Regions from separate parts of the Homo sapiens genome. Here regions 1, 2, 4, 5 and 6 are each linked to region 3. The links are chromatin contacts, found by Hi-C or POLR2A ChIA-PET in ENCODE. All regions are on one chromosome and are shown on one strand. Each heading gives the region's core, a stretch centred on a gene start or an enhancer-like site at or near the end of the contact. The rest is flanking DNA. Distances are from core to core; before and after follow the strand shown.

Evidence for each region. A loop is a pair of places that touch in the nucleus more often than their neighbours do. ChIA-PET counts read pairs that join two places held with the same protein, here RNA polymerase II (POLR2A). Pooled maps may share reads with other maps.
Region 1: a loop to region 3 is called in a pooled map, with 30 times the contacts of the local background. The contact joins the promoter of CPSF7 here to the promoter of FTH1 in region 3. A Hi-C loop is called at or near these places in 11 of 50 pooled maps. POLR2A ChIA-PET finds 5 or more read pairs at or near these places in 2 of 52 experiments (CD4-positive, alpha-beta T cell and naive thymus-derived CD8-positive, alpha-beta T cell).
Region 2: a loop to region 3 is called in a map of psoas muscle, with 4 times the contacts of the local background. The contact joins the promoter of TUT1 here to the promoter of FTH1 in region 3. A Hi-C loop is called at or near these places in 1 of 168 maps with a recorded cell type or tissue (psoas muscle) and 6 of 50 pooled maps. POLR2A ChIA-PET finds 5 or more read pairs at or near these places in 5 of 52 experiments (BJ, CD4-positive, alpha-beta T cell, HepG2 and 2 more).
Region 4: a loop to region 3 is called in a map with no recorded cell type, with 6 times the contacts of the local background. The contact joins the promoter of EML3 here to the promoter of FTH1 in region 3. A Hi-C loop is called at or near these places in 1 of 37 single-sample maps with no recorded cell type and 5 of 50 pooled maps. POLR2A ChIA-PET finds 5 or more read pairs at or near these places in 2 of 52 experiments (AG04450 and activated CD8-positive, alpha-beta T cell).
Region 5: a loop to region 3 is called in a map of heart right ventricle, with 7 times the contacts of the local background. The contact joins the promoter of VPS37C here to the promoter of FTH1 in region 3. A Hi-C loop is called at or near these places in 2 of 168 maps with a recorded cell type or tissue (heart right ventricle and naive thymus-derived CD4-positive, alpha-beta T cell), 2 of 37 single-sample maps with no recorded cell type and 16 of 50 pooled maps. POLR2A ChIA-PET finds 5 or more read pairs at or near these places in 1 of 52 experiments (AG04450).
Region 6: a map of gastrocnemius medialis shows a loop between it and region 3 (15-fold over the local background). The contact joins the promoter of SLC3A2 here to the promoter of FTH1 in region 3. A Hi-C loop is called at or near these places in 2 of 168 maps with a recorded cell type or tissue (chondrocyte and gastrocnemius medialis) and 9 of 50 pooled maps. POLR2A ChIA-PET finds 5 or more read pairs at or near these places in 5 of 52 experiments (CD4-positive, alpha-beta T cell, MCF 10A, OCI-LY7 and 2 more).

The regions. Positions count from the first base shown.
Region 1 is chr11:61,427,222-61,431,331 of GRCh38, forward strand. It overlaps CPSF7 (cleavage and polyadenylation specific factor 7), which reads right to left and starts at 2,754. Exons shown (of 10, transcript NM_001142565.3): 1 at 2,693-2,754; 2 at 1,961-2,069. The coding sequence starts at 2,014. SDHAF2 (succinate dehydrogenase complex assembly factor 2) reads left to right here and starts at 2,903. Exons shown (of 4, transcript NM_017841.4): 1 at 2,903-2,961. The coding sequence starts at 2,926. RefSeq lists enhancers at 1,969-2,617, 2,974-3,033 and silencers at 2,124-2,553, 2,664-2,833, 2,692-3,027.
Region 2 is chr11:62,589,975-62,593,999 of GRCh38, forward strand. TUT1 (terminal uridylyl transferase 1, U6 snRNA-specific) reads right to left here and starts at 1,549. Exons shown (of 9, transcript NM_022830.3): 1 at 1,430-1,549. The coding sequence starts at 1,511. MTA2 (metastasis associated 1 family member 2) reads right to left here. Exons shown (of 18, transcript NM_004739.4): 18 at 3,240-4,025. The coding sequence ends at 3,901. RefSeq lists enhancers at 1,359-2,054, 1,471-1,700.
Region 3 is chr11:61,966,038-61,970,455 of GRCh38, forward strand. It overlaps FTH1 (ferritin heavy chain 1), which reads right to left and starts at 1,597. Exons shown (of 4, transcript NM_002032.3): 1 at 1,275-1,597. The coding sequence starts at 1,388. LOC399900 (a long non-coding RNA gene) reads left to right here and starts at 1,257. Exons shown (of 1, transcript NR_187560.1): 1 at 1,257-2,842. RefSeq lists silencers at 1,124-1,323, 1,594-1,943 and enhancers at 2,464-2,533, 2,654-2,703.
Region 4 is chr11:62,609,815-62,614,385 of GRCh38, forward strand. EML3 (EMAP like 3) reads right to left here and starts at 2,961. Exons shown (of 22, transcript NM_153265.3): 1 at 2,622-2,961; 2 at 1,611-1,782; 3 at 1,273-1,530; 4 at 1,065-1,178. The coding sequence starts at 2,643. ROM1 (retinal outer segment membrane protein 1) reads left to right here and starts at 3,443. Exons shown (of 3, transcript NM_000327.4): 1 at 3,443-4,057; 2 at 4,444-4,571. The coding sequence starts at 3,468. RefSeq lists enhancers at 1,486-2,044, 2,045-2,604, 3,378-3,437 and a silencer at 2,448-3,327.
Region 5 is chr11:61,158,306-61,162,900 of GRCh38, forward strand. VPS37C (VPS37C subunit of ESCRT-I) reads right to left here and starts at 3,121. Exons shown (of 5, transcript NM_017966.5): 1 at 3,086-3,121. RefSeq lists enhancers at 2,584-3,177, 3,178-3,770, 3,511-3,560, 3,571-3,710 and a silencer at 2,761-3,520.
Region 6 is chr11:62,879,104-62,883,700 of GRCh38, forward strand. It overlaps SLC3A2 (solute carrier family 3 member 2), which reads left to right and starts at 1,793. Exons shown (of 9, transcript NM_001013251.3): 1 at 1,793-2,344; 2 at 2,790-2,963; 3 at 3,805-3,896. The coding sequence starts at 1,921. RefSeq lists enhancers at 1,115-1,164, 1,534-2,425, 1,815-2,084, 2,069-3,268, 2,505-2,784.

The DNA.
Region 1 (4,110 bases), core at 1,504-4,003, 540 kb before region 3:
AGACTGTGTGTTTTTTTTTTTAAGGTATTAAAAGTCTGATTCAAATGAATATGGAAAACTCAGGAAAACAATGATTTTGTAACTAAATTAACATCTAGAACTTTTCTCTTTTATCCATAATTATTGGACTTATTTAAAACTAAAAAATTTTTTCGCCATGCACGGTGGCTCACGCCTGTAATCCCAACTTTGGGAGGCTAAGGCGGGCGGATCACAAGGTCAGGCATTCGAGACCAACCTGGCCAACATGGTGAAACCCCGTCTCTACTAAAATTACAAAAATTAGCCAGGTGAGGTGACCCACGCCTGTAGTCCCAGCTACTCAGGAGGCTGAGGCAGGAGAATCACTTTAACCTGGGAGGCAGAGGTTGCAGTGAGCCGAGATCGCGCCACTGCACTCCAGCCTGGGTGACAGAGAGAGACTCTGTCTCAAGAAAAAAAAAAAAAAAAAAGGAAAATTCATCTATTTAAGATAATCAGCAGCTATATTTAAAGGACCACAGTTAACCACAACAGAGACAAGAAACCTGCCATTAAAAAGTATAATTGGTGAAGCTGTATAATGGGTACAAGGTCATTACATTATTCTGCTTTTGTGTATGGTTTATAATTTCCATGTTATAAAACCATAATACATCAAAAAATAGATTTTCATGTAAACTTATGCCAAGTGAAAAATAAATGGCATGTATCCGCCTCTTCTGTTGCCTCATATCAAAGTCAGGGTCAAACCAGGGAACTTTCCCTTTCTAACCCATTCAATACATGCTCTTACCAGGTCCTTATGTGTACCCACTGGAAGATGCAAATGGGAAGAGCCAGCTTACTTACATAGAATGGTGCTGAAAATAACCCAGGCAAGATATTAGTACGTTTTCAATAGAAATTTTGGAACATTCTTGAGAATTGACCTCAAGACTGAAAAACTTAACTGCATGGAAGATTATTTCTTTGAGAGAATTTTTCTTGTGTTTTTAAGAGTCAGGGTCTTGTTCTGTTGCCCAGGATAGAGTGCAGCGGCCCAATCATGGCTCACTGCAGCCTTGAATTCCTGGGCTCAGGGAGTACCTCTTGCCTCACTCTCCAGAGTAGATGGGACTACAGGCACAAGCCACCATATCTCGTTGTTGTTTTTTTTTACATTTTTGTAGACTGGGTCTTGGTATGTTGCCCTGGCTGGTATTGAACTTCTGGTCTTAAGTAATCTTCCCATCTCAGGCTCCAGAGCAGCTGAGATTACAGTCAAGAGCCACCTTGCCCAGCTCTAGATAAATTTCTGTATAATGTTCCCTGGTACAATAAAAACAAATCCAACTGAGGGTATGTGCATGGGTCTATTATCAGTTTTCTAACTGGTTTGTCTAACGTCTTTACTCTTTTATTCCCTCTAGAAAGACTAAAGGTAACCAATACAATTTATTATACCAAAATGCCTGTGGACTTCTCATGACTGGAGTCAACCTACTTATAAAAGGAAGTAAAACTTAATTGGAATGGAGTTGAAACTAAATGTTAAAGTCATCTTTTCTACTTTGCTTTTGCACTGTCACGATGGAGGGGACTACACTTCTCCAGCTGCAGGTTGAGAATGTAAAGGAACCGGTATCAACACTGTCCTCATGAATACCGTAGCAAATGTACTTTTGATTTTTAAGTGTGGTTAGTCTGACACCCACCTTTGGCTTCCTGGGGAGTAAATTCCACAGGTTGATTCACCATTCTATTACACCTGCTTTTTATTTGCTCTTAAATCAAAGCCTTTAAAATTAAGCCTGGAGCTTCAAATTAACATAAAGAGGAATGGAGTGTAGTCTTTAAAGTTTCTGCAGGAGAAAAATTTTAGACCGGATAGACGCGTGTTCAAGCCTAGGACTGGTACAGCTTGAAACCACTGCCAGTTTGCTGAAAATGATTCCTCAGATGATCAAGGAAAATCCCAAAGCTCCTGATGACACCTCACCTGGTTGAACTCCTCGTCAGCATATATATCAATCAAGTCCACTCCTTCTGACATGGCTCCGGAAGGAAGATCGCGAGTCCGGAGGATGGACAAAGTAAGGAAGATGCCACTGCGGGATTCGGAAAAATGCAAGAATTAGAAGGCACGAGGGTCCTGGGCTGGGAAGAGGGTAATGATTGCTAACCTCCCATCTCCAGAGACGCAGCATCCTGGCGGCCCCAGCTCGGCCCCACCCGCTCCGCCCCGCCCCCGGCCTCGCGCCGCCCACCGCTCTCCCAGGCCGCCGGGGGTCGCTGCCCATCACCCTCGGGCCCGACCCGGGTAGCGCCGCGTCTGCGCCGCAGCTGCCTATGGCGCGACGGAAAAGTCCCACCCTCGGGTCCTAGTGGCCCTAGGACGGCGTTGCGAAGAATGACCGCGGCGAAGCCCGCAGCCCCTATCCGCTGCACCTGCCTAGCCCCCAAGGCGGCTCCGGCCAGAGCCCCCAGGTGTCAAGCAGCTCCAGCCGCCTCTGCCCCCAACCCAGGCCTACTCTTCGCCCCCAGCTAGGCCCGCCCCGCTCCCTCCCGACAAACCCGGCCCGGCGCGCTCTGCCTCCTCCCTCAAAAGGCCCGCGACTCCCTCCGCCCGCAGACTCCGGCCGTCCCATCTCAACCGACCCCCTTCCCGCCTCAGTGCCGGCCCGGACCCCTCTTCCGGCCCAACCTGCCCCCGACCGCGCGCCCCCGTTACCGGGAATATGGCGGCGGCGGCGGCGAGTCCGGACTAGGCCCGAAGCGCGCGAACCGCTCTCCGCCCCAGGTCCCGCCCCCCCCGCCGCCGGCGTCACACGCACCGCCACTTCCGGCATGCGCAGGGACGCACCTTCCGGCTCAGCTCCTCCGTGGCTGCCGTGGTCGGCTGGCCGGGCGGCTAGGAGTTCCCGGAAGTGCCCGCGCAGCCGGTTTCCGGTGCAGGTGGGGAAAATGGCGGTGTCTACAGTGTTCTCGACTTCGTCGCTGGTGAGGAGAGAGAACGTTCTAGCGTCCGGGGCGGGCGGCAGCGGGGATTACCCTTTGTCTTCCTCTGTGGTCTCTATCTTGGGGAGAGTTCGTCTGCCCGATAGCGCAGGGCAAGGGCAGGCCCAGGGAGAGGCCGATCCTGCAACTCAGGAAATAAAGGTCGCTTCCATTCTTTGGTGAGCCTACTGTGTGCCGGTCTGGAAATATCTGCTTAAACGATCAGTCATCGTCCAAGACCCAATTCGCCTCTCACCTACGTCCCAGGCGGGATTAGCCCAACTTCCCTGGGCTCCCCTTCTCCCCGTTCTTTAGTCTTTAATGCTTTTCGTGGTTTCACATAGTATCTTCAGCTTTTTGTTTGTTTATAATTGACATATAATTGTACGTGTTTATGGGGGTACAGTATAATGTTTTAATACATGTGTACATCGAATAATCAAATCAGCGTAGTTAGCATGTCCATCACCTCAAATCTTTATCATTTATTTACGGTAATAACTTTTCAAGATCTTTTTCTAGCATCTTGACATATACAGTACAGTGTTATTAGCTGTAGTCACTCTAATATGTAATAGAACACTGGAACTTATTATTCTTTTTTCCTAGCCTGCTGTTATAAAGTAACTAACTTTGCCTCTATCTTCCCCTCCTACCCCCATCCCTATCTTTATTCTTTTTTTTTTTTCCTGCAGACCCAGGGACTCGATCTTTATTCTTTTTTGATGTAGGCGTTTACACTATAAACTTCCTTCTTAGTACAGCTTTTGTCGCATCTCATAATTTTGTATATGTTGGGTTTTAGTTTGTCTCAGGATATTTCCTTTTTGTTTGTTTTTTGTTGTTTTCCTTTTTTTTTTTTGAGACGGAGTTTTGCTCTTGTCGCCCAGGCTGGAGTGCAATGGCACGAACTTGGCTCACTGCAACCTCCACCTACCGGGTTCAAGCGATTCTTCCGCCTCAGCCTCCCAGGTAGCTGGGATTACAGGCATCGCCATCATGCCTGGCTAATTTTTGTATTTTTGTAGAGATGGGGTTTCACCTTGTTGGCCAGGCAGGTCTCGAACTCCAGACTTAAGGTGATCCGTCCTTCTCGGCCTCCCAAAGTGCTGAGATTACAGGCGTGAGCCACCGCGCCCGGCCTGTTGTTTC
Region 2 (4,025 bases), core at 299-2,798, 620 kb after region 3:
ATATATCACTTGGCAGAGAGAGTCTGGTACACGGTAAATGTTGAAAAACTAACCGTTGCTATTATTTTATTGAGTTAGCTGCTTGATGTCACCAAAGTAAATGTGGGGCCAAAGAAGACTCCTAGGTTTCTGGCTTGGCTTACTGGATGAACAGTGATAGTGCCATTCACAGTGAAAAGGAAGAATGGAAGTAAACCCTGTTTAGGGAACACTGTGATTCCAGACTTCAAAAGTAGGGCTGGGCACATTGGCTCACGCCTGTAATCCCAGCACTTTGGGAGGCCAAGATGGGAAGATCGCTTGAGGCCAGGAATTGGAGACCAGCCTAGGCAACATGGTGAAAACCCATCTCTACAAAAAACTAAAAAATTTGCCAAGTAGGCCGGGCGCGGTGGCTCAGGCCTGTAATCCCGGCACTTTGGGAGGCCGAGGCGGGCGGGTCACGAGGTCAGGAGATCGAGACCATCCTGACTAACATGGTGAAACCTCGTCTCTACTAAAAAATACAAAAAATTAGCCGGGCGTGGTGGCGGGTGCCTGTAGTCCCGGCTACACGGGAGGCTGAGGCAGGAGAATGGGGTGAACCCAGGAGGTGGAGCTTGCAGTGAGCCAAGATCGTGCCACTGCACTCCAGCCTGGGTGACAGAGTGAGACTCTGTCTCAAAAAAAAAAAAAAAAGAAAAAAGAAATTAGCCAAGTATGGTGGTGCACACCTGTAGACTCAACTACTTGGGAGGCTAGCCAGGGGTATGGTTTGAGCCCGGGAGGTTGAGGCTGCAGTGAGCCAAGATCACACCACCGCACTGCAGCCTGGGTGACAGAGCAAGACCTTGTCTCAAAAAAAAAAAAAAAGTGGAATTTGAAGTTACAGTGAACCCCTTGTGTGTCATACAAGAACCTTGTCTATTTTTCCAAACCCATCTTCTGTCTCTTCCTCACTGGTACCTTATGGTCTAGTCATTCATGCCACACCTATTTCATCCATCCCCTCCTTTGAGTAGGTCCTCTGTAGGGCTTCTCTGATTTAGTTACTAATTCTCTGTGGTCCCACAGTTCTCCGAACATATCTATAAAGCATTGAAACTTTCTCATTCTCTAGACGGTGAGCTCCTTCATCTCTGAACCCCCCTCCCCCACCCTAAAGATCAGCAGAATACCAGGCACAGAGCATATGTCCAATAGATGATGGTTAAAGAAGTAATAAAACAATTAAACTTGCGTTGTGGAGATTTCATATACTGAGGAGTGTAATGTGGTGGAACTTTCCCGACTCTCCAAATCCCCTCGGACTTGCAGAGAAAAACGGAGGTGAGAGACCCTACCAATCAACTTGACAAGAACGACTGACTACCTATAACCCTAACTTTCGCCAGGATCAAAAGACGAAAGCCCGCAACCACCCCCGGGTCCCTCACTAGCCACCGCTTACGGTTGGCTGTAGTAACGTGGCAGAGGCAGCAGCGGAACCCCCCACGCGGCAGCGATTCGACATCCGAATCCACCGCCGCCATAGCGACTCTCCTGTACCGACAAAAACACAAGCACCTCTGCCACCACCGGAACCCACTTCGCCAAAGCTCAACGCGCTCGGAAGCAACTTCCGCCGATCCGATAGGAAGTGACATAAAGTCGTTCAATTGCGCGGACACACTCCTCCGGAAACCAAGCTCCTTCGACTCTGGGTTCCGTTTCTAGCCGCTGTCCAGTCCCCGCCCGTTTCAGGAAAAGCGGCGCGTTACGATGCTTATCTGCATGCGGTAAGCCGATTGGTGTGCTTTAAGCTGTTCAGACGTTGATTGGCCCAAAGCATCGTGAATATTCATGACAGCAGCCACAAAGGCCGGCGCCGGGTGGCATCTTGCGGCAGCTCCTTCACCCCGCAGTAGACACCCGTGCGTCTGTACCCTCGACCCTTATTTACCCGACGAATAAAGGCGGAGGATCGGCGGCTTCCAATTCTTTGCCCCACGGAGCCCAGGGCTGTCCCTGGACTTCCAACCTTTTCAGGGCTGTTACTCCCTCCCTCCGCCCCCTGTCCTCCCGCAAAACGGGTGTTCTGCGACGGCTTCTAGCCCTGGTTGGGGAGCTCTGCCACCACCGGGCACCTTCCGGACTCCACGAGGTCCTGGAGCCAGGCCCATTCCTTCCGCAGTAGTGGGCTGCGTGGTGTACGCCGGAGGCGCCAGAGCTACTGGCGCACCTCAGAGCAGTGCGACAAGACAAAACCGAGTGCCAGTAACTGAGTTTAGACACTGGAGGGGGCGAATGCTGTCAACCCCCTCCTGGTATAATTGTCAGTTCATCCCAACGCCGCCGAGGTGTAGGCTCAGGACAGGGAGGGACTACGGGGAGCTGGGGATGCCCTAGGGACAGGGACCATAACGAGGTGGAGAGAACTATCAGATGGGCTCAGCAGCTTGTGCTGTGGTTATCAGCCCACAGCTTTGAATGGCGCAAAGAGCAGTGGACCTAAGGCAGACACCAAGGTCTTTGACCTTGAACAAGTCACAACTGTTGAGGCCGTTTCCCATCTCTAAAGGAAGTGCCCAAGGAGCACACAGCAGGCTGAACTTCTTGTTCTCTATCCTAAGGTGTTCCTTCTAATGGGCCCAGCTCAGGCATCTAATCTCAGTGTCCCAAACCTTTAAGGCAGGAAACAGTGCTACAGTGGATCGGGATATCATCGAGACTGGCCTTGAGGATCCTGAAGCAGCAGGCTGTACACATACACCCAGAGGTGCTAGGGTGGTTCAGTGGTAGAATTCTCGTCTGCCAAATACACCACACAGCTAGGTGAGGGGATCCTCCTATAACCCCACCACCACCCCCAAGGGGGTATACATGTTACCCTGGCTGCTAGCAACTTCCAGAATTCCTTAAACAAAAGGGAGAGGGGAGTAAGAGGTGGGAAACAGAGGAAGAAACACCCCCATTCCCCTTTCCTATGGAGGCCACCAGTCATCCAGAAAGCTCATCTCAACTCCTTTGAATGAATCTGGGCCAAGATGGTTCTTGAGCTCCAGCACCACTGGGAGCTGGGGAGCAGTTTGGGTCCCACAAGAAGCCTAGCTGGAGCAAGCCGCCTGGGTCCAGGCTGCCTATCTCATAAAGCTGTTCCCAGGGCAAGAACCATCTGTACCTCCTTTGTTGTCCTTTGTCCTTTATTTTCCCTCTCAAAGACACCCCCAACACACACACAACACACACCCATGGCAAAGAACAGCTGAGCCAGGAGAAGCTGAAGAAAACAGCTTTTTATTTGTTACTATAAGAACCAATTACAGAATCCGAGGTTAAAAAAACGGACAAAAGATCTTTATTTCTGAGAACTGGCGTACAAAAGGCAGAGGGGGAGGGGAGGGAAGGAAAGAGCGAGCGTGGCCTGGGGTTGATGCCAGCTTAGGGGCCTCAAACTCCAATTAGGAAAGTCCGGACACCGGACAGAAAGAGAAACCCCCAATTAGGAAAAAAAAAAAAAAAAAAAAAAAAAAAGACATGGCAGTGCACGCCCCCCTCCCCCAACCAGGTACCACCACCTGTTATCTGTTTACTCTTCCCCTCCCCATCCCCTTTCACAAAGGGAGGCAAAATTTTTAAAAAATTAAAAAACCCTCCCCCCAAAACTGTCCAAGACATCTGTGGGTCCTACCCCCCAAAACAGGCTAGGTTCCCACATGGGCCAAGTTCCTGCAGTCTGTCCTCCATCGGCAAGCATGGAGGCATGAGACAAGTCTCGAGGTGGTAACACCAGAGGGCGCCCAACCCCTCCAGGGACACACACTCACTTGCTCTCTTCCTTAATTCACTCCTCACTCCCTTCGACACGAAAGGGAAGGGAGGTTTGGGTGCCCTGGGCATCCACCCTCTACCTCTCAGCCCACCTCCCTTCCCCACAGGTGCTCAGTCCTCCAGGACAATAGGCTCATTGGTGCTGGCAGGATGTGAGGGTGCAGGTAGAGGGACAGGGGGCCGCACTGCAATCAGCGTTGGCTTCACCTTCAGGGGCAAGTTGGGTCGGCGAGCAG
Region 3 (4,418 bases), core at 347-2,846:
GCCGAGGCAGGCGGATCACGAGGTCAGCAGATCGAGACCATCCTGGTCAACATGGTGAAACCCCGTCTCTACTAAAAATAAAAAAAAATAGCTGGGCGTGGTGGCGTGCGCCTGTAATTCCAGCTACTCAGGAGCCTGAGGTAAGAGAATCACTTGAACCCAGGAGGCGGAGGCTGCAGTGAGCCGAGATCGCGCCACTGCACTCCAGCCTGGGCGACAGAGCGAGACTCTGTCTCTCACACACACACACAAATTAAAAACCCCCATGCAAGGTGGCAAATGTGGACAGTATGTTGATGTAAACATACTTTTATAATAGTTATATCACAAAAATTTGATTTTCAGTTTTAGACATTTGATGTAGTCAAGTGTTTGTGAAAGGCAGTGACAGTCACAGAAATACAGGCCTGTTTTCAAATCCATTTGGAACACATTTATTCTTGGGATAGTTTGGACAATCACAAGGCAATTCTAAGGAAGACTCCCACGACACTGCCTAAGACCAAGATTTGGGAAAACTGATTCCACTGATCACTGAAAAATTTCTTGCCCAGTAACTGTCGGTGGACTTTATCCAAGAACTGGGGGTTCAATTAGTAGGCCAAACTCCACACCTCTTACAGTAAGATACATAAAAGATAAATTAGGTCCCCTAGGCGCAAGGTCAGGTGACACTTCGGTGACTGCAGAAGGGGCGATTCCTAGAGATATGCTTCAAAGCAAGTGGGACTTAGAGATAAGCAGAGCCGAGAGGTGGATACGGCTGCTCGAGAGGGATCTACCCACAAGATAAGCCACCTCCCGCCAGCCCCCAAGGTTTGCTATTCGACACCGTTACCCAGCAGCTCCGCCACACACAGGCGGACGGGAGCTGGATACCTAAGCAAAAAACGCTGGCATTTAGGGCCAAATGCCGGAGGCAGAGGAAAAGATGGGAAAGCAAAACTCCACCTTCCTAACCGCAGGATTGATCACACAGGCTGGCAGTCTTGCAACCCCAGGATTTCAGGACACCAAGGTCTCCTTAAAAAAGAAGGGTGTGCAGAGGCGGCCCTGGCCTAGGAGGGAGCATTCTCAGGGTACAGCCGAGAAGAACCAGCTGCCCCGACTTTCTGCGCCAGAGAAGTCCTCGGAAACCTCGAGCAGCCTCCATTTTCCAGAAGGGCGCAGGGAGGCGGGAGAGCCCGCGGGTGGCCACACCCCCGGCCCGCCCCAGCGCGCGCCCCGGGAACCGCGCCCGGCCCCCGCCACCGCTTAGGCCCGCCCGCGCTCACCATGGACAGGTAAACGTAGGAGGCGTAGAGCTCCAGGTTGATCTGGCGGTTGATGGCGGCCTCTGAGTCCTGGTGGTAGTTCTGGCGCACCTGCGAGGTGGACGCGGTCGTCATGGCGGCGACTAAGGAGAGGCGGCGGCGGCGGCGGTGGCTGCGCGGCGCTGGAGCGGCGGCGGGGGCCTTGGGGCAGTCCGAGGGTGCGGTGAAGAGGTGACGGAGGGCTGGCTATGGGCGGCCGGCCGGGGTGGGGAACGAGCGCCGGGTTCCGTCCAAGCACTGTTGAAGCAGGAAACCCCGACGACTCTCGGCGAAGAACGTCTGGCCCTGCGGGTCGCTTGTGGTCTCTTATAGCCGCGTCGGCGTCAGGCCCGCCCCGGCCAATCAGCGCCGCCCGCCCCGAGCCCGCTCCTTCCGGTGGGCGCGGGACCCCGCCCCTGCTGTGGGGGAGGGGCGGCCGCTGGAGGCCCTCGCGCGCTCTGGCGGAGCTCGGGAGCGGGGACCGGTAGCCGACTGCCTCTGGGACAGCGGTGGCGTCTCTGTGCCCGTTTAGTGGAGTTGGAGGGAAGCTGCGAGGAGGCGCAGGAAGTCCACCTCAGAACCCCCCCCCCGGTCTAGGGGCGCCCGGGCGTTGGAACCGGCGGGGGAAGGGTGCGGGGGCGCATGGGGTGATCCTGATTCGGCTCCCATTTTCCCGAACGGGCACCCTGAGGCTCCTGGCCCGGGGCATGGTGTTAGAAATCATAGCTGCGGAGAAGCCCTTGTGACACCTTGCTGCAGATTGGGAAGCTGCAGATGATTGGGAAGGTGGAAGGTGGAGACGCGGTCCTTAGGTGGTCGAGCGCATTTTCTCTTCCTCAGAGTCCAGGAAGGAGCGCGATGGAGAAGTGGGGCGCACGGCGGGTTTCGGGTCCGCCCCTGCCCTTCCGACTCCTCCGACCACGTCTGCCTTTGGCTGAAAGCAAATATGGCTCCGTGTGCGGTTTCTGCAACAAAGGCTGGGCGGGCCGGGTTTCCCTAGGGATGGGGACCGCCTCCCCGGGGAGTCGTGGGGGTGAGCCACCGGGGCCTCCGAGAGAATCGCTGGTGTCGCTTCGCACCCAAGGGACACATCTCGGGTTAGAAAGGAGAAACGACGTGGATCTAAAGGCGAAGCCCATGCTGAGGACTTTTCAAAATGGCCTCTTATCGGCCCCACTCACAGGAGCTTCAGGCTTCGGTGGCCCTGTAGGACAACCCTGGGGTGTCATTGGAGAGAAGCTGACGGGGTTAATGGCGGGTGACAGGTGAAAGAGACCCCGGAGGGGTGGGGCCGGTGTGTGTGGCTAAGCTGAGTCCCAGGCACAGGGTGGATGTGAATTTATGGGTGGCAGAGCTAGAGCTAGGCCCTGCCCTTACCTAGGTCCTGGCTTCGAGGTCCACTGTTCTGTCGCGTCTTTTGACGCATCGGTGGAAGAACTGAATTTCAGGATGCTCACAAACCTGCAGCTGGAAGCTAGACTTCCAAACCTTAGTTTAAAAAAGCAACTCTACTGAAATACTAAAATAAATTGCCGACGGAATTAGGGTGATTTCTTGTTCACGGTTTCATTTAAAAATGCACCTATGTTATTTACAGGAAAAACGTTTTAGTGGTGCTAGAGCTACAAGAATAAGGTAAACAGAAGGATGCTGCTAGACCAGGAGTACCTTACCCAGTCTGGGATAGGAGGAGGTCGGGGAAGCCCTCCCTAAGCAAGACACGTGAGCTGAGTTTGAAGAAAAAGTTAAAAGGAAGGTGAAGTGCGGGAGAGAAACAGGGAAGGGAATTTGGAGCAGAGTGAACAGCATATGCAAAGGTGTGGAAATGTGGAAATGCATGGCCTGTTAAAGCTGCCTTAAGAAAATATGTTGCCTGGGGCTGGGCGCGGTGGCTCATGCCTGTAATCCCAGCATTTTGGGAGGCCGAGGCGGGCGGATCACTTGAGGTCGGAGTTGGAGATCAGCCTGGCTAACTAACATGGCTAAACCCTTCTCTACTGAAAATACAAAAATTAGCCGGGCGTGGTGGCATGCGCCTGTAATCCTAGCTATTCTGGAGGCTGAGGCAGGAGAATCGCTTGAACCTGGGAGGCGGAGGTTGCAGTGAGCCGAGATCGCGCCTTTGCACTCCAGCCTGGAAGACAAAACAAAACTCCGTCTCAAAAAAAAAAAAAAAAAAGAAAGAAAGAAAGAATGTTGGCCTGGAAAGTACAGTTTATGTTGGGGGATGCTGGTTAGGGTGGAGAATAGGGGCAAGATCGGGCAGGGTTGTGTTCCATAAAAAGAGGTTAAACTTGATCCTAGAGACAGCATAGAGACACCTCATTAGCTTTGTTTTTAGAAACCTTACACTGGGAATCTCTTAGGATAAGAGTATAGCAAAGTCACCATATATAGGATCCAAAGCTTTCCTTTATAACAGTAACCACCAGTTAGAAAATATGGGGAAAAAAGAATGGAAAAAAAAATGTTTTTCACTTACATTGACAACAAAAGCTTAAAGTACCTTGGAATAAAGTTAACAAGAAATATATAGAAAAAACTATAAATGCTTACTGCTGGACAAAAAATTCAAAAAGCCTAGCATAAATGAAGAGGTACCATATTCCCAAATGGTCGGTCAATCTTCATTCTGTAAAGATGTCAGTTTCCCCAAATAAGCATAAATTCACTGCAATTTCCATAAGAGGCAGTTTTTTGTTTTTGTTTTTCCTCAGCCATTACTGTCTCTGGGACAGTATTTTTTTTTTTTTTGAAACTTCACAAAATGATTCTAAAGTTCATTTGGAGGAGTCAGTGTGTTGATAGATTTGCATTTGGTGCTATAATAAAGGTACAGTAAAGTGCTATAAGCAGTATGGTACTGGCACAGGAAGAGATGACTAGATTAATGCAACAAAATAGTCCTGCCCCCCTATTATGAGAACTTGGTATATGCTAAACTGTTGTGTCACATTAGGGAAGAAAGAATGGGTTTAACAAATTATGTTGAAACAATTGACAGTCATGTGGAGAAAAGTGACTCACTCAGTATTTAAAAATACATTCCAGATAGATTAAAAATCCAAGCCTTAAAAAAAGTATAAAGTTTTGAGAAGAATATATACAAGATTATTTTTATAATTT
Region 4 (4,571 bases), core at 1,711-4,210, 650 kb after region 3:
GTTTGCTTCGTGAGTATCAGGGCCCTAGTAGATGGAGACTTCTAGTTCCATTTAAGAGATAAGAAGATTGAGGCTGAAGGGGCTGAGCGCACAGCACAAGGCCACAAAGCTTGGAAGAGGCAGTGCAGGGTGCCAGAGCCCTTTCTCTCCTCCAGACCACCAGGCCTCAGTCTCGCTCTGTCGCCCAGGCTGGAGTGCAGTGGTGCGACCTCAGCTCACTGCAACCTCCGCCTCCTGGGTTCAAGCAATTCTCCTGCCTTAGCCTCCCCAGTAGCTGGGATTACACGTGCGCGCCACTAGGCCCCGCTATTGACCTTTTCATTTCCCCATCCGTAAAATGGGACCAAAGGGAGTCGAGAATGTACACCAGCTCCGCCTCTCAGGGATCCGGGAGGCAAGCAAGAAAGTCCACATCTCTCCAGAGATTCCTGTCGTTAGATAACAGTAAAGTGATACTGTCTCTTCAGAGAATAAAGCACAGGCCAAGGACAGGGCTAGAATGAACATCCGGGTGTCCTGGGGCCCGTACATACTCTGAGGCAACTACATCCGGCCACTAGGATGTCCTCTTGCCCTCTAGAAGTAAGTATTAATAGATTGGTACTTGGTAGATCCAGCGGAAAGAGGGCTGAAGCTCTAGGGACAGCCGTCCATGAAAGCCATGGAAGCTTCTAGAAAAGCCTCTTGGGATCGCAGAAGGTGTGCTGTGATGTAGTGGAAAGGGTAGGGGAACTGGAGTCAGGAAGAGTTAGGTTCAAATCCTGACTCTAGCTGTGTGACCCCAGGCAAATGACTTACCCTCTCTGAGCCTGCTTCCTCACCTGTGCAATGAGCAGCATGAGACCACCTAACCCCCAAGGATGTTGTGGGGACTGACTGAGATGGAGGAGGTCGAGGGTTTAGCACAGTGCCCGGTACACAGCAGGCGCCCCAGAAGTGTTTGTTTCTTTATTCCTGTTGGGCAATCAGGTCCCCCCACCCCAACCAGGGATGTGAGGTGAGGGATATGGAAAGTCGAGAGCCTGCGCCTGGGGCGGGGTGGGTTGAGGGGAAGCCTCACCCACCTCTCTGTGCTCCCGGACCGCACTAACAGGTTGGCGGAGGAGATTGCCTTCCTGGAGAGCTTCTGCCGAGGCCGCTCTGAGGGGGATGAGGAGGAGGAAGAATTTCTTCGCGGCCTGGTGGGGGCATAGTGAAGGTCATTCCCTCCAACTGTACTCTGCAATCCTACCACCCCTCCCAGCTTCCGCCACAGGGCCACAGGACACCTACGTGTCAGCACGCTGTGGGGGCTGCAAGGGCCTGAGGATCCCCGGGGGGCCAGGGGAGCCAGCACCACTGCTGCTGCTGCCCCCTCCTTCAGATTGGGTCCCGCTAGGCTCTTCGCTGGCCCCCTGAGGGGCTGGGGGTCCATTGCTCAGGCCAGGGGGTCCAGGGGATGACTTGAGCTCCACCTCTGTCTCCGTCTGGGTGCCTCGGCTCACCAAGGAAGGGGTGCACGTGGGTGGCAGTCCTGGGGGGGCTGCAAGACTGCTGGAGAGATGTTGAATTAACCTGAAGCCCCAGAGGCCCCAAGGAGGAGGAAAAATGGGGTGTGATGACATGCATACCTGTCCCCCGGAGGAGCTGGTGTGCCAGAGCCCTGCAGGGAGGAAGGGGGCACCTGCAGCCGCAGCAGGCGAAGGGCTTCTGCCAGGGCTGCCTTTACCAGTTCCATCTCCTGCTCCTGCACCCGAAGCCGCTGGCTCAGAGACTGGAGGGCCTCCCGAGCAGGGCCGTCACCTGGGAAAAGGGCAAGAGGTACTCAGAATGTACCCATCACCTGAAGAAAGCGTAGAGGGGATTCTGTCTCCCCACAACTTTACATGTGTCCGGTAGGACTGCCCCTTTCAGGCAGCCCCAGGCTTGAATGCTCGTCCAGAGGGGAGGAGACGGTGGTAAAGGATCAAGGGCCTCCTTCTGGCAGGGCAGGCGAGAAACCTGGCAAAGCTCCCTTCCTGCTGCCGTCTCAGCCTCCGCAAAGACTGGGAGTACCATGGAGTACCGGGGGGGAAATATGGAGTACTGCCGAGGAACGTGGGAGCCACAGAGAGAGGCGCCGCACTGGTGAGGGCAGGGACCGCAGCCCTCCCCACGCGCCCCCAGCAAGCTCAGGTCTCCAGCGAAAGCTGAGTAACTGAGCCGGGGGAACACCAGGAGAGAGAACGGGGTGCGGGAATGGAGTCATACTGAGGACCCAGAGTACAAGAAAAGAGATCCAGAGTGACAGGAGAGAGTGTGAGTGGTGAGCAGAGTCACAGTGAAGGTCTCAGGGGGCAGTGGGGATCAGAAGGAAAAAGACCTGAAATACCACGAGAAGAGGCCCGGAGTAACGCAGGGGGCAGGGAAACATCGAGGGGCCCGGAGTTACGTGGGGCGTAGAATGACGCTGGGGAAGCCCGAAGTGACAGCAAGACCCAAGCAACTAGGGAGGGCGACCGGAGGAACTGTGGAGGATGCTCGGAGCCCCTGGGGCGGAGGAGCACGCGGGGACGCCTCCAGACAGCCGTCCAGCTCTGGCATAACCCGACGAGCCGGGCGCTCCGGGAAGGGGCACGCCGCCCGCCCCGCCCCGTACTCACCGGGCCCCGCGGCCCCGTCCATCCGGCCCCCGGGTTGCTCCGAGCGGCGGCGGCGGAGGAGGCGTCTAAGCCGCGGGGGCCACGGCCGGGGAGAGGGGAAGGGGAAGCACCCCGGGGCGCGCGCGAAGGGCGCCGTACCACCACCCCGAGGGGGCGCTGTCGGGCGCGGGGAAGGGGCCTGGAGGGGGCGCTGTGGGCCCGGGGCCGCAGTCTCCAGACCCCCCCGGGCCCTCGGACTCTCCCGGGGCCGCTCTCGGCTCCCGGGGGTGGGGTGGCAGGGCCGTCCGGTGCCACAGCGCCGCAGCACAAACAGGCGCCGGACGCGGAGCCGCCAGGAAGCGCGGGAGGGGGGGCGGGCCCGAGGGGGGGCCGGGCCGCTTGGTAACCCCTCCCTGTCCGGGCCTCGCCGCTCAGTACGGGGGCGGGGCTAGCCGGCTGACCCCCTGGCCTACTCCCGGCCTCCGGCTCCAGGCCCTTCCCGGATCCCCGCCCCCGGATTCCCAGGGGACGGGGAAGGGAGCGCCCGCCCCGATATCTCCGCCCCCCAGCCCCTAACCCCTCAGGGTTGAGCGGACCAACCCCACCACTTCCGCGAGGGGCAGGGGCGGGGTCACAAAACGGGCCCTCGGCCTAGGGGCGGAGTTTCTCGTAAGGGGCAAGGCCAAGGCATCTTGTATTGGGGCTGACAGGGGGGCGGGTTATTAGGGCTGAGGATGGGAGGATGCTCAGGGTATTGGGGTCAGGGTGGCATTAGCCCAGCTCAAGCCGGGCCGGGCTGACTCAGCATCCTGCCCCAGCCAGCTTCCATCCCTGACACCTCTGCATTCCCTTGGGCAGAGATGGGAGATGGCGCCGGTGTTGCCCCTGGTGCTGCCCCTGCAGCCCCGCATCCGCCTGGCACAAGGGCTCTGGCTCCTCTCCTGGCTGCTGGCGCTGGCTGGTGGCGTCATCCTCCTCTGTAGTGGGCACCTCCTGGTCCAGCTAAGGCACCTTGGCACCTTCCTGGCTCCCTCCTGTCAGTTCCCTGTCCTGCCCCAGGCTGCCCTGGCAGCGGGCGCGGTGGCTCTGGGCACAGGACTAGTGGGTGTAGGAGCCAGCCGGGCAAGTCTGAATGCAGCTCTATACCCTCCCTGGCGAGGGGTCCTGGGCCCGCTGCTGGTGGCTGGCACGGCTGGTGGGGGGGGGCTCCTGGTCGTCGGCCTCGGGCTAGCCCTGGCTTTGCCTGGGAGTCTGGATGAGGCGCTGGAGGAGGGCCTGGTGACTGCCTTGGCTCACTACAAGGACACAGAGGTGCCTGGGCACTGTCAGGCCAAAAGGCTGGTGGATGAGCTGCAACTGAGGTACCACTGCTGCGGGCGCCACGGGTACAAGGATTGGTTTGGGGTCCAGTGGGTCAGCAGCCGTTACCTGGATCCCGGTGACCGGGATGTGGCTGAGTGAGTGATTTGCGTCTCCCTTCCTCCTCCTCCTCCTCCCTGGACAGGCTCCCTCCTGCTGCCTTGAATCCCCACCTCGCTCAGAGGGGCAATAAGTAGAACATAGTGGCTGAGAGACTGGTTACAGCTCTGCCATTTATTAGCTGTGAAACCCAGGGCATGTTACCAAACCACCCTGGGCCCATTCCTTCACCTGTAAAATGGAAATAATAGTACTTATCTGATAGAGTTGTTGTGAAGATGTGAATTATGCTTGGCTGGCACATAGTACAGCAGTCAGTAAATGTTTTACTATTCTTTTTCCCTTCTGAACACCTGTGCCCTTCAGTCCCTCCCCCAGGCCTCTATCTCCAGACATCCTAACCCCTCTGTCCCTCCCTTTGCAGCCGGATCCAGAGCAATGTAGAAGGCCTATACCTGACTGATGGGGTCCCTTTCTCCTGTTGCAACCCCCACTCACCCCGGCCTTGCCTGCAAAACCGTCTTTCAGACTCCTACGCCCACCCCCTGTTCG
Region 5 (4,595 bases), core at 1,871-4,370, 810 kb before region 3:
ATAACTGAAAGAACGGAAGACCAAAAATCAGTAAGGACACAGAAGACTTGAACATTACAAGCCAACCTGCCTGAATTGAAAGTTATAGAACACTTGACCCGGCAATAGCAGAAGATGCAATCTTCTCAAGTGCTCACAGAACATTTACCAAGACAGACCACAGAAGAAGTCTCAGCAAATTTAATAGAGAAGTATGTTCTCTATTTAAAAGAAAATAAATTAGAAATCAGTGTTTACCAGATAGGAGAATAAAGTAATCCTATAATGCTGACTTTATCCGTGACTAGTTGTAATCCTGCTTGAGGTGGGACCAGATAAATCAGCGGAACTAAAAATACTAACAGGTCTTCAAAGGTAGGGCCTACCTGCCTGAGCTATCTGTTTGAGGTTCACTGGGGAGACTCTCTCTCCTCTCCAGCCCATCCTAAGCCCCAGGGGTCCTACTTGTCAGCCCCAGCTAAATCAAGACAAACCTGTTTGATATTTGCTTAAGTCTTTCACATAAACCAGTAAAGGAAGATAAAGAGGTGAGATATGAATTGGAAGGAGCACCTACTAAGTAAACATGCCTTTACAGCTAGCAAAACCTCAGACAGTGCTGCCATTAGACACCTCTCTGTCATTCGGTAAGCACCTGGGAACAGACCAAAACCTTGTGGAAACGCCACATCCTTCAAGGACACTTCTAACAGAATTTCCACACAACAGAGATCCAGCTGGATTAAAAGAGCTAAATCCATTAAATCAGGTCTTGAGTGATCTAATTTTGTCAGCCTGGAAAACCCCTACTATTACTGGCCAAGAGTGTCCAGAAATGATTCATATGGCTAGTTAACCCAAAGGCTTTTTAAGGGCAAATTAACAAATTTCAAAGCAATAAACAAAAAGAAAACAAGAATCCTCAGGAATAATGTCACTTCCAAGCTACCAGTGGCCCAGCAAATCTACAAAGTTCTTAAAGGCAGTGTTTCCCAAACTTGCCTTACCGTAAGAATCACCCAGTGCATTTGTTAATAGATTTCTGGGCCCTCCTCCAGACAATAGCCCAAGAATCTCTAGAGGTGGAGCTCTGTATTTTTAACAAGCATCAGAAATTATTCTTAAGGTCCAGCACCTTTGGGAAACTAAACGGTCTGAGAGGCAGTATCACAGAGTTAAAAGCACATTAACTTCGAAATAAGACTGATGGGTTACAAATCTCACTTGTGGCCAGACGCAGTGGCTCACACCTGTAATCCTAGCACTTTGGGAGGCCAAAGCGGGTGGATCACCTGAGCTCAGGAGTTCGAGACCAGCCTGGCCAACATGGTGAAACCCCGTCTCTACTAAAAAATACAAAAATTGCTTGCAGTGAGCCGAGATCCCGCCACTGCACTCCAGCCTGGGCGACAGAGCGAGACTCCGTCTCAAAAAAAAATAAATAAATAAATAAATAAAAAATACAAAAATTAGCCGGGCGTGGTGGTGGGCACCTATAATCCCAGCTACTTGGGAGGCTGAGGCAGGAGAATCGCTTGAACCAGGGGGCGGAGGTTGCAGTGAGCTGAGATCACACCACTTCACTCCAGCCTGGGCGACAGATCAAGACTCCGTCTCAAAAAAAAAAAAAAAAAAAAAAAAAAATCCAAACTTGGCCACTTACTGGCTGTGTGACACTAGCCAGGTTATCTAACATCTCCGCAACTCACTTCATCTGTAAAACGGGATCATCACCTATTTGGACATGTTCGCAAAATTCGGTATGTTCAGAAAGCCCTAGAACAGTGCCCAGCATATGAAGCCAAGCAACAAATCACAGCTATTGCTACCTGCAAAACAGCGGCCAGAAACTGCTCAGAAAGTCTACAATGAAAATGTTCTACTTAATGGAAATTACAAAGGCACGGAACCACATTTCCAAGATAATCTAGGTAAAAGGCTTTTCTGGGCACTATGACCGCAAAGAACAAAGACTCAGTTTAGCGTCCAGTATTTTCATTGCAACAGTCCCCGATCCCACCCGGAACTACAGAGTTCAGGTGTCTGCAGGGTTGCAGCTTTGGACAACAAAGTAAGAGTCTTTCTTTCCCCAGTTCCTCGGTCACCACCACCTCCAGCTCTAAGGCCAAAAGTCACAGAACTGAGAGTCTGGTGGCAGCATCTTGGTGCATTAGTAGGAAATGGGACTCCTGGAGCCAATAAAGAGGGTGGAAAAGGCCTTAGGCAGCAAGAGAACTGAGGTACCGCTGGAGCGAAGGGAAATGAGTGGGAAGTTTCTGGAGCTGAAGACTGACATTCCCAGGGTAAGTGAGCCCAGACAAGGTGTAGCTGGGAAAGCACTGCCTCAGCTCAGCGACTAAAACCCCAGGTTGTAGAGTCCACTCTGCCAGTAACTCACAAAACACCTCCAGTTAACTCCTTCTCCCATCCGTAAAGTGGGAAATCGCCTCATCGGCTGAGGAGGAAATGAAGAGGAACCAGGCATATAATGGGTATGTATACATCAGTGCCCTTTGCGCCCAGAGGGTCCCGGGGTAAGAAATGTTCAGTGATGCTGGGAGGTCCAAGTCTGAGTCCTGAACAAAGCCAAAGCTGAAACTCCCATCTCTCAATGCCCTGGAGAAAGGGCACAAGCCAGTAAGTCACAGAGCAAAGTCCCTCCAACCTCCCCTCTGCCACTCGTCTCCCGCGTGCCCTCTGGCAAGTCGGACCCTACTCTTAGGCCTCAGCTTCCCCATCTATACAATGGGCTAATTGGCTCTAATGTCATCAGAATTGTGACCGCAAGATGCTCACATATGGGACGAGGGCCTGCAGAGACGCAGAAAGGAGGGTGGCGGTGAGTGGTGGGGCGGAACTGGAGGTGCGACCCGCCGGGGAGCCGGGGCGGCGCCTCGCGCTCTCCCTCCCTCCCTCCCACCGCGAGGGGCAGGGGCGCCGGCCCCCGGCGAGAGTCACGCGCCCCTCGTGCCCAATCACCGGCCTCTGCCAGGATGAGGCGGGCAGGCGGGGGCGCTCCGGGAGCCACGGCCGGCGCCGCCCCCACCGTCGTCCTCTGCCCCGCCCGCCTGCGGCAGAGCCGGGACCCTCCCCAGTCTCCGCTCACCTGCCAGGGCCGCCGTCGCCGCCGCCACCGCGGGTTAAACCGCAGCCGCGCCCACACTTCCGGGGTCCGCCAGGCCCGCCCCCTACCGGATGTGACCCCCTTGCAACGTCCGGCGCCCCAGTGGCGCGCGTGCTCGCCCCGCGACCCCGTTGGCCGCCCCGCCTCGCGCGCCTCTGAGTTACCACGACATCGTGCCACACACACACGCTCGCGGCCGCCCGGGCCACAACCACGGGAGCGCCCACGAGACCCCTCCAGCGCTCGCCGCACGCCTCGGCCCCGCCCCCGGTAAGAGGCCCCGCCCACTGGGCGGAGACCAGGCCGCTCTGGGCTAGTGCGCCGGCGCGGACGTCCGCCGCCTTCCGAGTGGCCAGCGAGGACTCGCTCTGTACACAGCTCGATCTTGGGAGGCTTCTCAGAGGGACCCAAAAGGAGGGGGAAGCAGATGGAAGCCCAGAACCTAGGAGGAGCCCCAGATGGGCTGAGCTCAGACTGAGGAGCCCCAAGGCCACCACACACTCATTTCCATTTACTAGTTAATCTCTTTCCCCCACCCATTCATTCTACAGAATTACCAGTATTCCCCATCTCCTCCCTTCCCCCCTGGAAACAGGAGAGTCCAGCATAATAAGGAAGCCCCCTCTGCTCTAACCCTTAAAAAAAGGAATCTGAAGTGACCTGATGTTAACTAATCAGGTGTTTTTTTTTTTTTTTCTATTCTGTTCCCTTTCCCACCTATGAAACCCACTGCTCTGCTATTTCCCAGGGGAATTTGAGACCAAATAAGTCTATTTACAATGGTAACTGATGTCAATGTCTAAAGTTTCCAACCTCTCAAAATCAAGAGGTTGACCAAAAGGGGAGAAGTGTCCAGTTTAGCCTAAAGTTGTCTCCTGGCGTATCTTAAGTTTGTCCTAAAGGTTTCTCCGTACATAGTGAACTGGATCCTACTCATACCAATCACAGAGTTTCAGCCAATCACAGGCAGCCACCTGTTCAAACCTTGTTCCAATAAGGCAAATGTCAATCTGTCATTGGTAGGGAACCAAACTGGATCCCTTTGCCCTCAGAAAGCCAAACACCGAAGTATCAGGTTTTTGTAGAGGGAAAGATTTGTTGCAAGTCAACTGGGAAGGAGACATGCTCAAATCTGTCTCCCCAAGCCAGGGGCTGTGACAGGTGTTATAGGCAGAGGGTAATGAGCAGTGATCTGATTGAATCTTGCAATAAGCAATGATCTGACTGGATCTTGCCATGGGATGATGCCATGGCTCAATCTGATTAGATCATGGCTTATACCATGTATCTACTTCTTAATTCTGTTCCGGTTCTTTGGTCTGAGCATTTAGGTTGCGCCTGTGGTTGCATGCTTGGTTCTTCTGGGCACGCTCAGGTTACATAACTTGCAACCTGGGATCATGGCAACTGAAAAAACAACTCACCACTTTATTACACAAAGTTGAACCAGATGGGGCTGGTTCTGCGCTTACATAACTGGTCCAACTGTTTC
Region 6 (4,597 bases), core at 543-3,042, 910 kb after region 3:
ATCACCCAGACTGGAGTGCAGTGGCCCATTCTTGGCTCACTGCAACCTCTACCTCCTGGGTTCAAGCGATTCTCATGCCACAGCATGAGAAGTGGGATTACAGGGATTAGTAGGTGGGATTACAGGTGTGAGCCACCACACCCAGCCAGGCCCAGATAATTTTAAAATTTATTTTTTTATTTATTTAGAAATGGAGTCTCACTATGTTGCCCCGTCTGGTCTTAAACTCCTGGCCTCAAGGAATCCTCCCTCCTTGGCCTCCTAAAGGGCTAGGTGACAGGCATGAGTCACACTGCGCCCAGCCTTGAGCTTTTGTGCTCGAGATATAGTCCATTCAGAACCTCTGGTTGGCACTTCTTATCTGGCACATGCAGGGCACCTTGGATCTCTTATTATCTTTGAGCACTGGTCTGAACCCACTTGCTTGCCTTCTCCCAGGGGCTGCCCCGTGCACCCCTTGTTCCTAGGGTGGGGATGGGGTTGGATGCCTGGGGTTGCAGAGGGGACTAGCAGAGGGTGACCCTTTTCTCTATGCTATTACTTCAGATCTTGGCTTTTGCTTTCTTCCAAATACACAGCAATCTTGGCTTCCAGCCTAGGTGGGAAAGGGAGAAAGAACCGATTTCCTCCAGCTCCTCTCTGAAAGTAGCCCAACTGGCACTGTTTAGGAACAAGGAGTTCCTGAGAGTGTTGGCACCCCACGGTGTTGATGTCCGGTAGTTCCCTGCTGTGAACCCTGTCTCTGCCCCACTTCAATCCAAGGACCCTGTGGAGGGAATTCTAGGCTTCTTCAAAGCCTCTGCAGTACCAGCTGCCTCCAAGGCCTAACATAGTGAAGTGATAGGGAGACAGGACCTTGGGGGAGTTTGGGGATAACTGTGGGAGTTCCTGCAAGGTGGGTAAGAGTCTGGCCATGGCATCTTCTGGTCTATTCCACAAAAAAGGTGGATGCCTCTGAGACCTAGCTCTGTTATGTTCATTACAGCCCTATCAGTCTCTTCTGGATGTCTGATTCCTAGCTGCCAAACATCCAGGTGCTAGCAGCTGGGGGTGGGGTAGGATAAGAAGGGGGGTGTCTACCTCAACCTTCCTGCCCAAACCATTCATTTTAAAGTACTGTGAAGAAGGCTGGATTAGTGTTAAATTCAATAAAGTTAACAAAGCAAAGTATTGTAGTGAGTACACAATAAATAGTTGCTGCATGAGGAATTTCTTGAAATGAATTCAAGATGAGTCTTGAAAAACGAGTGGGAGTAAGCCGTGCACGGAAGCAGAGGTCTAGCAGAGGTCTAGCGCCAAGTCCCAGAGGCCTGAGAGGGCAAGCCTTGGTGGGGGAAAAGGCAGAAGTTGTGACTGGCTGCCTCTGAGAGTGCAAGTAGCCATGCAAAGTTGGGAAAACCAGACGGCGGCCGGAGCCGTGAACCAGGGGCAAATGGAGGATGGTGTTGGGGTAGTCACTAGCCTGCCGGAATGGAAGAAGAGGGGCGTTTGGGGGCGGTAAGGCCTAAAGGACACTGGAGGGGCCTCGGGATTTGGGGCAGGATCACAGGCCTAGTCCACTTAAAGGTGGCTCCGTGCCAGGCCTTCCCAGAATCAGGTTGAAAAGAACTTTAGGGTTAGACAGGTTGGAGATGAGAAATTGGACCATGCAGGAAGTACTGTCGGAGGCGTGTTCCTGACTTTACTACCCTGAGCCGCCCACGGCTGGGGCAGTCCCCGAGGTTCCACCTTAAGGGGCGGGCCGGGGCGGGGCTCCGCTGCCCCTTCCCAGAGGCCGCGCCTGCTGCTGAGCAGATGCAGTAGCCGAAACTGCGCGGAGGCACAGAGGCCGGGGAGAGCGTTCTGGGTCCGAGGGTCCAGGTAGGGGTTGAGCCACCATCTGACCGCAAGCTGCGTCGTGTCGCCGGTTCTGCAGGCACCATGAGCCAGGACACCGAGGTGGATATGAAGGAGGTGGAGCTGAATGAGTTAGAGCCCGAGAAGCAGCCGATGAACGCGGCGTCTGGGGCGGCCATGTCCCTGGCGGGAGCCGAGAAGAATGGTCTGGTGAAGATCAAGGTGGCGGAAGACGAGGCGGAGGCGGCAGCCGCGGCTAAGTTCACGGGCCTGTCCAAGGAGGAGCTGCTGAAGGTGGCAGGCAGCCCCGGCTGGGTACGCACCCGCTGGGCACTGCTGCTGCTCTTCTGGCTCGGCTGGCTCGGCATGCTTGCTGGTGCCGTGGTCATAATCGTGCGAGCGCCGCGTTGTCGCGAGCTACCGGCGCAGAAGTGGTGGCACACGGGCGCCCTCTACCGCATCGGCGACCTTCAGGCCTTCCAGGGCCACGGCGCGGGCAACCTGGCGGGTGAGTGCAGCGCGCCCCCGTCCCGGGTACCTCCGGTTGAATCTGGTGGCTTGCACCGACCCCCTCCCCTGTCCCCAGACGGATCTAGATGGTTCTTCCCTCCATCCCGTACCGACGACTGTTCCCCCTTCCCCCACCCCCTCCCCGGCACATTGTCCTTCCCTCCTTTCTTTGAAGAAAGCCGACCCGCCCCTCACTCCGTCACGAGGGTGGGTGACTCAGCGTCCTCCTTCCCCGCGGCGCCAGAAGCCAGTTGCAACCGGTTTCTGAAGTAATGTGCAGGACTCCTTACATCAGCTCCTCTGAGTCTCGTGATTCAGCCTTGCCTCCCTCTCTCCCCCTTTGCCCCCTCCCCGTCCCACCCTTAGGCGCTGGGAGAAGGGAGGGTGGGGAGGTCAGGGGCCTCTCAGAGGGGCCTCACTTGTTAACCCAGCCCCCATTTCAGGTCTGAAGGGGCGTCTCGATTACCTGAGCTCTCTGAAGGTGAAGGGCCTTGTGCTGGGTCCAATTCACAAGAACCAGAAGGATGATGTCGCTCAGACTGACTTGCTGCAGATCGACCCCAATTTTGGCTCCAAGGAAGATTTTGACAGTCTCTTGCAATCGGCTAAAAAAAAGAGTGGGTATCCTGGGGTTCCCAAGGAAACAGCTAGAAAGGACTTGGCCAGAGGAAAAGTAGGCTAGAACTTTTGTCTGGTTTCCTGCTAACTGGCTCTGAGTTTTCCTAGGGCAGGTAGAGGGGAGATTTGTTAGTCTTCAGCCTAAAATGGATTTGTCCAGTCGTCTGGGGGCTTTCTACTTGGCTGTGGAATCTTGAGCAGGTCATTTAACTTCTGGGCTTCAGTGCCCTTATTTGCAAAATATAGATATTTACTAAACCAGTGGTTTTAAACTTGTAAAACAGTAGGTTTTTTTGGGGGGGGGGAATCCCAAATATTGTTTTACGACTCGATATAGACACATGTTTAAAAAGGTTCACTTTGGGAGTGGGGAACACAGGGGCCACTTCTCTGCACTATAAACTTTCTGCCTTCCAATATCTTTTTTTTTTTTTGAGATGGAGTCTCACTCTTGTCACCCAGGCTGCAGTGCAGTGGAACGATCTCAGCTTACTGCAGCCTCCTCCCCCAGGGTTCAAGCGATTCTCGTGCCTCAGCCTCCTGAGTAGCTGGTACTACAGCCGTGTGCCACCACACCCAGATAATTTTTTTATTTTTAGTAGAGACAATTTTCAACATGTTGACCGGTCTGGTTTTGAACTCGCCTGGCCTGCCTTCCCATATCTTAAGGCCCTTCCTTGCTCACATCTGTTTCAATGGAATGAATTTTGCCCGGGTTCAAATTCAAGCTTTTGTACCAAGTAATACATAGGAAACACTCAGTGACTTGCATTTGTGATTTCCTTATTTTCCCTTAACTCATAGACTGTCTCATGATTGCGTCTTCCTCCGTTGTTTTAGGCATCCGTGTCATTCTGGACCTTACTCCCAACTACCGGGGTGAGAACTCGTGGTTCTCCACTCAGGTTGACACTGTGGCCACCAAGGTGAAGGTGAGTGTTGGAGCTGATGGCTGGTGGAAGTCAGATGCTGGGGCTGGGACAGTCCTTTCACAGCAAGCCCTGTAGACCCAGCCTGACTCCAGCTGAGGGTCCCTTTGCTCCTTAGGACCAAGGAGGAATGCCTCCTCCTATAGCCAAAGGATAGGCCAATAGCACACCTGTTTTTCTTGTTCCTTTTCTGACCTCTTATTTTTCTTATTTCCTTGACTCTGAGGATGAGACAGTGCCAGGAAGGGACCTTCTCAGAAGTCAGTCTGGAAGTTTGATTTTTCTTTCTTTTGGGAGAGGAAGCCCTTTCTCTGTGAGAATCCTGTCCTGACTGGTTTCCCAGTTCTTGTTTGATGTGTTTGGAATAGAGCCCAGTCTGAAATTATAAGCACTGGGGTACTCCTATGTGTCTGGGACTCTATGCCAAGTATTTTATAGATGTTTTCTAATTCTCTGTATAACCATACAAGGTATATAATTTGCCATAGGTTCAAATGTGTACCCAGCAGGCTAGGAGTAGGGCTTTGAATGTCACCTAGCTCCTGATGTCTGGGTCCTAGGACACTGACCTGTTCAGAATGGGTAGAACAAAAATGGAAGCAGATACTGACACTGCTGGTAGCTGTGATTCTAAGATAGAATTCTGGACTCCCAGCATTTGGGTAGGACCCCGGGATCATCCAGTTTAGGCCTTGCCAGTTACT